Linked DNA regions of Mus musculus: region 1 is linked to region 2. The links are chromatin loops, found by intact Hi-C in ENCODE. Cell type or tissue: heart. All regions are shown on one strand. Each heading gives the region's core, and the rest is flanking DNA. Links, peaks and the distances in the headings are about the cores only.

Region 1 (4,408 bases), core at 159-4,158, 430 kb after region 2:
TTCATCCTAGAAGGTGCAGCTACTGGAAATGATTTTGATCAAGCTGGCACTGTGTTAATCCTCACAACAGCCCTGCCTGTGGGACTGTCTGAACCATCACTTTCTAGAAGAAAATGGGTCATGGAGAGGATAACGGGCTTGAACCTTAAGTTCAGGTATTTGGGGTCCTAATTCTACACTCTGAATCAGTGTTCATCTATGTTTCTCAATAATGCAACAGTCTTACTGAAAGAAAGGAAATTCTTACTGAATGATAAACTTAAAACTTAGACTTCTATGCTAAGACTGGCATACCTTCAAACTATTTTAATTAAGAACAACGGGAATCAGATGCATCCTTAACTTATACAAAAAGGGGAACCATTTTAAGTTTGTGGAGCAGTGAAATCTTTTGAGAAAGGCAAGGTCAGCTATCCAGCTAGACTTCAGAAACATGAGACTTAAGACACTGGCAATGAATGTATCAGGTCTCCTCAAACCCTTATCTATCACCCTGTTCTCTTTATTATGTAAAGCTCAACTTTCTAAGTCTATGGTCCAAAGGTCCATAGATTCTTAGTGTTACCCTTTATACTATTAAGTTGTACCAACATAAGTATTACAACAAATTCCTATTATTTTCAACACCCCAAAGGATAAAAAGTATAGTGATAGTGGCCATGATGATAATAATAGTGACTGTCATTGATAAGGCTCTTGTGGTGGCAAGCAATATTGATATATGTGTCTGGTCCCTTTGCCCTCTAGAACTTATGTGTAAGAGACACAGTTTTTTTTTTTTTTTTTTTTTTTTTATTTATTACATGTAAGTACATTGTAGCTGTCTTCAGACACTCCAGAAGAGGGAGTCAGATCTCATTACGGATGGTTGTGAGCCACCATGTGGTTGCTGGGATTTGAACTTCGGACCTTCGGAAGAGCAGTCGGGTGCTCTTACCCACTGAGCCATCTCACCAGCCCGAGACACAGTTTTTGAAGGTATAAATGCTGTATGGGACGCTAAACCTAACTGAGTCAGTAAGGATCGTCCATGGAATTTCTACAGTTCTGTAAGTATCTGCTCTGACACTTTAAACAGCATTGAGATGCAGGCAAGGTGAAGATGACAACAGGTTTACAAAGATGCTCTTTGACTAACTTTATACTGCCAGAAAATAGCAGAAATATTAGTCAATGTCTCTTTGTACACTCAAATCAACCAAAGACAATATACTTAAATGAGGATAAGAAGCAGCACTCCTGACTTTTCATCTTCTACAAACTCTTTCTCTGTTCACAAAGAGAGTCTGAAGTACACATAATTTTGTCAATACAAGGTTCAGATTTTTAACCTTTTACCTAGAATCATTCTTCTATGACACTGAGCACATACAATTTTCGTCTATTATTTTCTACTTGGAGATGTCAAAGCTTTGAATGTTTACAATCACTATGTAGCAGTCCAATATTTCTTGTCTCCCTACCCTAGATTCTTTAAGACTATCCAATGACCAATAAATCACTGTCACTAGTGAGCTTATTTGGGCACCCCGAGTCTGGTTTCACACTGTGTTAGTCTCTGCTCTCTACAGGGATTACTACAACACATATCTTGGGAAACTAAAACAGATCTCTTGGGCAAATAGTATCTTATAAATCTGTATTATGTAGTTATACAGTTGTACAGAAAATCACAGGAACACACACACAAATGTTGGTTTTCATTCTAAATTTTAAACAGTAAGGTTCTAGGTTGAATCTCAAATATAACTTCTTGATCAACTTAAGGAAAAAGAATGCCAGGAGCCACTCAATGAAGATATCGCACACTTGTTCTGGAGACCTGCTTAAAGACTGGTTCTTTATTAACCCAGACTAAACATTGTCACCCCACAAACCATCTATAACTCCTAGTATCCATGCCATTGCCTAGTGCCAGATCATCATAAATAAATACAAGCTATATATGCAATAGAATATTGCTTAAATGATAGTTTGTGACTTCAATGCCTTGGTCCTTAATGATATTGTAACTTGTACTGTAGTCTGTCTTTGCTTGCTTACTCAGAGGGAAAATCAACAGCCATATCACAATGACATTTACCAAGACTATCCCATTTACCAAGACTAGAATGGAGAGATGCTGACTCCTTCTGGCAATAGTAAATATCAACTTTTAAGCATTTGGTATTCATAATACATGTAGATTCATCCAGCTCCTTCAAATGATTGACATTTTGACTCAAAATGAATGAAAAATTTGGAGCTACAATCATGCACTTAAACTATTACTAATTTTTAAATACTGTCTGGATGTTATGGCCTTAAACATCTATGTTTGTGTGAAGTTTAGCATGCAACAAATAGCTAGTTACACTTTAACTGTGCTCAGCCCTACTCTTACTTAGAGATAGTAAAAGTAGAGCTCCTATTGAAGGAATACATCTGTGAGCACTTTGAAATAGCAGCATCAAGCTGCCCCGAGCAGATGGACACAGATACAATAGGAAAGAAACATTCAGTTCTTTCAGGGGTTGGGGTTGAGTCACTGAAAGGAGTCAGTTTTGGTGGAAGCTGCTGAGTAAGAAGGAAATCTTTTGTGGTTGAGTTGGGCCCCCCAACACAGGGAGAAACAAAAGGCAGTGGATAACAGGACTGATAAGAAAATAGTAAATCTAGGGGGAGAGGGAGAAACAGGTAAATCCAAGGATGAGACGATATCTTAGGATTTCAGTAGTTCCCCAGAAACTCATGTTGTCAACTCCAACTGCTTGGTCTTCAAGAAAATTCAGATATGAATCCAAGGTATTCTAAAGGATCCTAATTTCAAAGTCAGCCTTAAACACCCTTTCAGATGTTTGCATATACACCGAGACACAAGGTTTAGGACTTGACTCTAAGACAAGGTAGTGTGTAGCACAAATTCTACAAGTTCTTTGCTATCTTTCTATTTTTTTTTTGTTTTTCTTTTTTTTTTAATTAGGTATTTTCCTCGTTTACACTTTCAATGCTATCCCAAAGGTCCCCCATACCCACCCCCCCATTCCCCTACCTACCCACTCCCCCTTTTTGGCCCTGGCGTTCCCCTGTACTGGGGCATATAAAGTTGGCAAGTCCAATGGGCCTCTCTTTGCAGTGATGGCTGACTAGGTCATCTTTTGATACATATGCAGCTAGAGACAAGAGCTCTGGGGTACTGGTTAGTTCATATTGTTGTTCCACCTATAGGGTTGCAGTTCCCTTTAGCTCCTTGGGTACTTTCTCTAGCTCCTCCATTGGGGGCCGTGTGACCCATCCAATAGCTGACTGTGATCATCCACTTCTGTGTTTGCTAGGCCCCGGCATAGTCTCACAAGAGAGAGCTATATCTGGGTCCTTTCAGCAAAATCTTGCTAGTGTATGCAATGATGTCAGCATTTGGAAGCTGATTATGGGATGGATCCCTGCATATGGCAATCACTAGATGGTCCATCCTTTCGTCACAGCTCCAAATTTTGTCTCTGTAACTCCTTCCATGGGTGTTTTGTTCCCATTTCTAAGAAAGGGTAAAGTGTCCACACTTTGGTCTTCGTTCTTCTTGAATTTCATGCGTACAACCACTCTGGAAATCCGTCTGGCGGTTCCTCAGAAAATTGGACATAGTACTACCGGAGGATCCCGCAATACCTCTCCTGGGCATATATCCAGAAGATGTCCCAACCGGTAAGAAGGACACATGCTTCACTATGTTAATAGCAGCCTTGTTTATAATAGCCAGAAGCTGGAAAGAACCCAGATGCCCCTCAACAGAGGAATGGATACAGAAAATGTGGTACATTTACACAATGGAATACTACTCAGCTATTAAAAAATGAATTTATGAAATTCCTAGGCAAATGGATGGACCTGGAGGGTATCATCCTGAGTGAGGTAACCCAATCACAAAGGAACTCGCACAATATGTACTCACTGATAAGTGGATATTAGCCCAGAAACTTAGGATACCCAAGATATAAGATACAACTTGCCAAACGCATGAAATATCTTTCTATTTTAAAGCCATTGAATGATTCAGAGAAAGTGGCTTGCACATGGTCCTATTGTGACTTAGAGAGGAAATATTTCTCCCAAGAATCAAGTAGGAATATAAATGAGGAAGCTATGCCTTCTCTAGACACATGTTCAGTCAATTCTACTAAAAGCTAATGAAAGGAAGAGACTCACATAGCTTGGGGTCCATGATGTCCCCCACTGAACCCTATGATTTACCATGATGGATGGCTGAAGCAGCAAATTTCAAAACTGTGGGCACAAGTTTATGTTTTTATTGATGTAATTCTATCTCTATGAGAAAATATACCTTTGGGGACCTTGAATTTGTTCTCATTGTAGTTTAGTATTGAGGCTAAATTCTGTGGGGGCAGAGAATCTCTTGTTAGGAGCCTTAAGT
Region 2 (4,408 bases), core at 122-4,121:
ACTTCACAAAGGGACAGAAGCAAATGTGACTTCTTTAGACATTTTGGCCAACGGAACTGAACATCAGCACTTAGGTTTTACAGAGATTATTAAGGTAAAATATATCTATTCCAGAATATTCTTCCCTATACAAGCTATTAGTCTGTGCCTTCAAGAAGCAGAAAGGACATAAAAATCTCCAGTTTTTCAGTGCTTACAATGACACAAACACTGTAGCCATATGTGTATTTATGTACATTCTGTCAATCCATCCATTTATCTATCCATCCACCTGTCCATCCATTTATCCATCCATCTATCCATCCATCCATCCATCCATGCATGAATGCATCCATCCATCCATCCATCCCTTCATCCATCCATGCAATGTATTTATATTGAACTTTATACTTTCCAAGGTATAAAGTTTAATATAAACTGTTTAATATCAGGTTTTGGCTTGCATCCTTATTTGCTGGGGAAGGTGCTTTGCTGCAGGAATGAGATTCCACTGGGATATATAGACTGCTGCAGCAGAAAGCTAATAATCTAATTTGCCTTTCATTTCTTCTCCTAGTAACCCCCACCCTCTCTTCTGGCTGATCAGAATGGCATAAAATGCATTGCTTGAGAAATTCAACCAGAAATACCTTGGCATTGTTGATTCATATACTGTCTATAATTAGGGGTTTGATTGATTCTTAGTTTGGAAATGCCAAGTTGCAAGAAGAAAATCAAGTTTAAGTTAAATTTGGAGTTGAATCAATCACATTTTACAATGGAGAAAATAGATTTAACACTATCAGACCTTTATGTGTGAAAAACTTAAAGTTGATGTATCCCATTGCTTCTGTTCTCATGGGCCCAAAAGATAGAAGCTAGATCCAAAGTAGGGGGTCAAGTTCTTTAAGTGGTGTCTTAGTCAGGGTTTCTATTCCTGCACAAACATCATGACCAAGAAGCAGGTTGGGGAGGAAAGGGTTTATTCAGCTTATTCATCACCAAAGGAAGTCAGGACTGGAACTCAAGCAGGTCAGAAAGCAGGAACTGATGCAGAGGCCATGGAGGGATGTTCTTTACTGGCTTGCTTCCCCTGGCTTCCTCAGCCTGCTCTCTTATAGAACCAAGCCTACCAGCCCAGAGATGGCACCACCCACAGGAGACCTCCCCACTTGATCAATAATTGAGAAAATGCTTTGCAGCTGGATATCTTGGAGGCATTTCCCCAAATGTAGCTCCTTTCTCTGTGATAACTCCAGCCTGTATCAAGTTGACACAAAACTAGCCAGTACAAGTGGCAAAGGGCATATTGAATGGGAGTGGAGGATATGGATACTACAGTGGAGAAAAATGGTGCAAAGGAGCCCAAGGAATAGAAAATTCATGGAAATTACTCTAAAGAAACTGATCTTTGATTCTAAATATGGAAGTTTAAATTGAAATTTTCAACTTTAACAAACATCTAGCTTTCAACAAGCTTTGTACATTAGTTTCTTTTTCTTTTGATGTATGTGTTGGTGTGCATGTATGCATATACCATGCTAATGCTGACAGAGGCCATGAAAGAATTTTGCATACTACAATGTTGGATTCACCTGATATGAATGGTGGAAAACAAATATTAGTTCTCTGGAAGAGCTGTAAGTGCCCTGAAACCACTGAGCCATATCTCCAGCCCCATAAAATTCTTAACACCATGCTTTTATAATCCATAAAATGTCAGTGATAATCTCTAACTGGTAGAGAAGATGTGGGAATGAAATGGGGCATCATAGTGAAACTAGAAAGTACAGTGCCTGGCAGATACCCTGGGCTCCGTAAGCTCTCCTTGCCTTTTCCCTCATCTCACCTCCTTAAATACCCCCGTCCTACCTGAGCAACAGAGGTAAGTGGTAGTTTTGCTTATGCTGCAGTCCTTTGCTTTATACTTAGCTTCTGATCCCTGTGAATAAATCTTATCTCATGAGATGTAATGTTCTTATTAGATAATTCATTCATTCTGTCAACAATTGTGTGTGTGTGTGTGTGTGTGTGTGTGTGTGTGTGTGTGTTTGAGTGTGTGTGCAGATGTGGCATTGTGTGTTTTTGTGTACTGTGGATAGAGGATGAACTTAGCATCTATCCTCAGGACCTGTCCTTTTTATTGTTAAAGACAGAGTCTCTTACCAACCCTGGGACTGCTGATTCAGCTAGCTTGGCTTGACAACCAGCACCAAGGATCTACCCGTCTTCTCTAAGGCAAACCAGATCCTTAGCATAGCAAGGGAAGAAATTTATCCATCTATTCAGTCTCATAAAAATAGTCATTTAATGTTCATCTAGTTTATGCCATGGTTCATATTGCATACCATTCTAAGTTTTTCTATATCTGCAGCATGCTTGAATGTAGTAGGTGCTTAATAAATGTCTTGTGAATAGAACACCTGAGCACAAGTGAATGCTCAAATGTTGTTTCCCCTACCACCAAGAGATGTCAGCATCAGAATATTGTTGCACTTATCCTAGCCAAATGTGATCACTCAGTGTCTTTTGTAAGCACTGAGCTCTATGTGTCCAGAAATCATTCCAAAAGGCTATGCAGATGCTCCATTCTGCCTGCAGATCAGGGGTGACTAGCCCAGATCATAGGAGAACCTCATTAACCTCACAGAGTGCCCCATGGGATTCCTGTAGCTCCTGAGTTCCTGAGATTCTGTGTCAATATGCTATATTTTTGGAAACTGAAATTGGGACACACCGTCTGACAATTCCAATTGTCATGCCAGAGGCAGGAAGAAAAACGTGAAACCGGAGCTTTCTCAGAAACTCTGGAGTGGGTGGCCCTCCATGAATTACAGTGTTACATCTCTCAGGGTTATCATATCTAACTGAATCTCACCCACTTAGATACATGCATCTCCTTCGCTGTCCCCGCTGTTCTAATCCTAAACTAATTCTCATACCTTTATACTCTCAAATCCATGTTCTCTTTTGAGTGACATGGGATTCCTAGAATCTCTCATGTTCCATAGGTTTGTCTTCAAAAGATCTGTGTGGATATTTATTTGGTTCTTCATGAGATAGCAAACTCAAGACTTACCAAGCAGCTTGGATTACTCTCTGCTCTCAGCAGGTTAACATCTGAAAGGTCCCAGGATCTCATTCTATGAACCAACTTCTGCTGTCCAAGTTAAATAGAATGGATCTATGAACTCCTCTTTGGAGCACTGAAAGGTGTAATTGCATTGCCATGAGCTTACTGTTGAATGCTATTAGTTTGTTTGATTTTATTTCTCTGAAGTCACATTTTGAATATCTTTCACATACTTTTTTTAAAATTGGTTTTTATTATGAAGCCTTTCAGAATAATGATTGTTACCACTGCTGTGATCACCTCATGACTATTACCACCATCACCATTTATACACTTATATAGCAGACATCATAACTAAATTATTGTATGCACTATCTCATCTAATTGTCACAGAGACTTTATAAGAGTGTTCCTCTCATCACTTGCATGTTGCACATGAGATGAGTACAACTATGGCTACAATTTGCCAAAGGCAGTGCACTCAAAAGCAATGAAATTGAATTAGAAAATTATTTGATTTCTAAGCTTAGGCTTATACCAAGCGCCCCGTCTCCCCACTAATGTTAATGGTGTCAATTAGTTGCAGTCATGATAACTATTGACTTACCAACAGACATCTTTTTATCATTCATTCTGGAGTGATTCTAAGTCAATTCACTGTGTTCTTGTTGTTTTACCTGGTTCTAATAACAAGTCTTCCAAGTACCATTTCATAATAACAGCAAGGATCAGCCAAAGGATGAGAACCTGAGAGAGGCGAGCTAGATGTTTGTTTCCTATCCCACTATAGCCCCAAAATATACTAGTCATGGAGACACAATCTCACAGCAAACTTCCCATTCATTGCACTGTTACAATCTTTCAACTCACTCATCTCCAATGATCTTCTCTGATGTGCAGGAGTTACATGCATGAAATCTCAACAACATAGCTGCCCAAATATGACTTAAAGAAAGATGTTACCAATAGACATGCAAACTTGTAAAGGGAAAACTGATAGAGCTACAACACTAGAAAGAAAACTACAGGTAACTAAGGAATGCTGTTAACAGGGGAAATAGTCTTCCTCAGGGAAGGGCAAACCAATGGCCTACTCATACCAAACGGTTAGGCCTGAAAATACACACACACACATACACACACACACACACACACACGCGCGCGCGCGCGCACGCACGCACGTACTCACATGCACCATTATATATAGATGAACCTCTTGTATTTATATACTTAACAGTACATATATCATTAATTAAGGAAAATGTGGTCAAGAATTTGCAAGAGTGTGTATGTGAGAGAAGTTATAATAAAAAAGGGGAAGGAGGAAATAATGTAATTTTATTATAATTTCCAAAA

The links. A loop is a pair of places that touch in the nucleus more often than their neighbours do. Peaks named below come from ENCODE experiments on the same cell type or tissue, not always from the same donor. Only the 100,000 strongest peaks of a DNase experiment are listed, where the experiment ranks them.
Region 1: a loop joins it to region 2, with 6 times the contacts of the local background. A loop is called at or near these places in 3 of 42 quality-filtered maps.

The regions. Positions count from the first base shown.
Region 1 is chr4:66,431,889-66,436,296 of GRCm38, forward strand. No RefSeq gene overlaps it. Among named protein-coding and RNA genes, the nearest start is that of Astn2, 30 kb to the left of the region's middle. In heart, for the core only: a CTCF peak has its summit at 2,134 (motif pointing left); no DNase peak of the experiment used is centred there.
Region 2 is chr4:66,000,632-66,005,039 of GRCm38, forward strand. All of the region lies in intron 5 of Astn2 (astrotactin 2), which reads right to left. Among named protein-coding and RNA genes, the nearest start is that of Gm31533, 370 kb to the left of the region's middle. In heart, for the core only: a CTCF peak has its summit at 2,448; no DNase peak of the experiment used is centred there.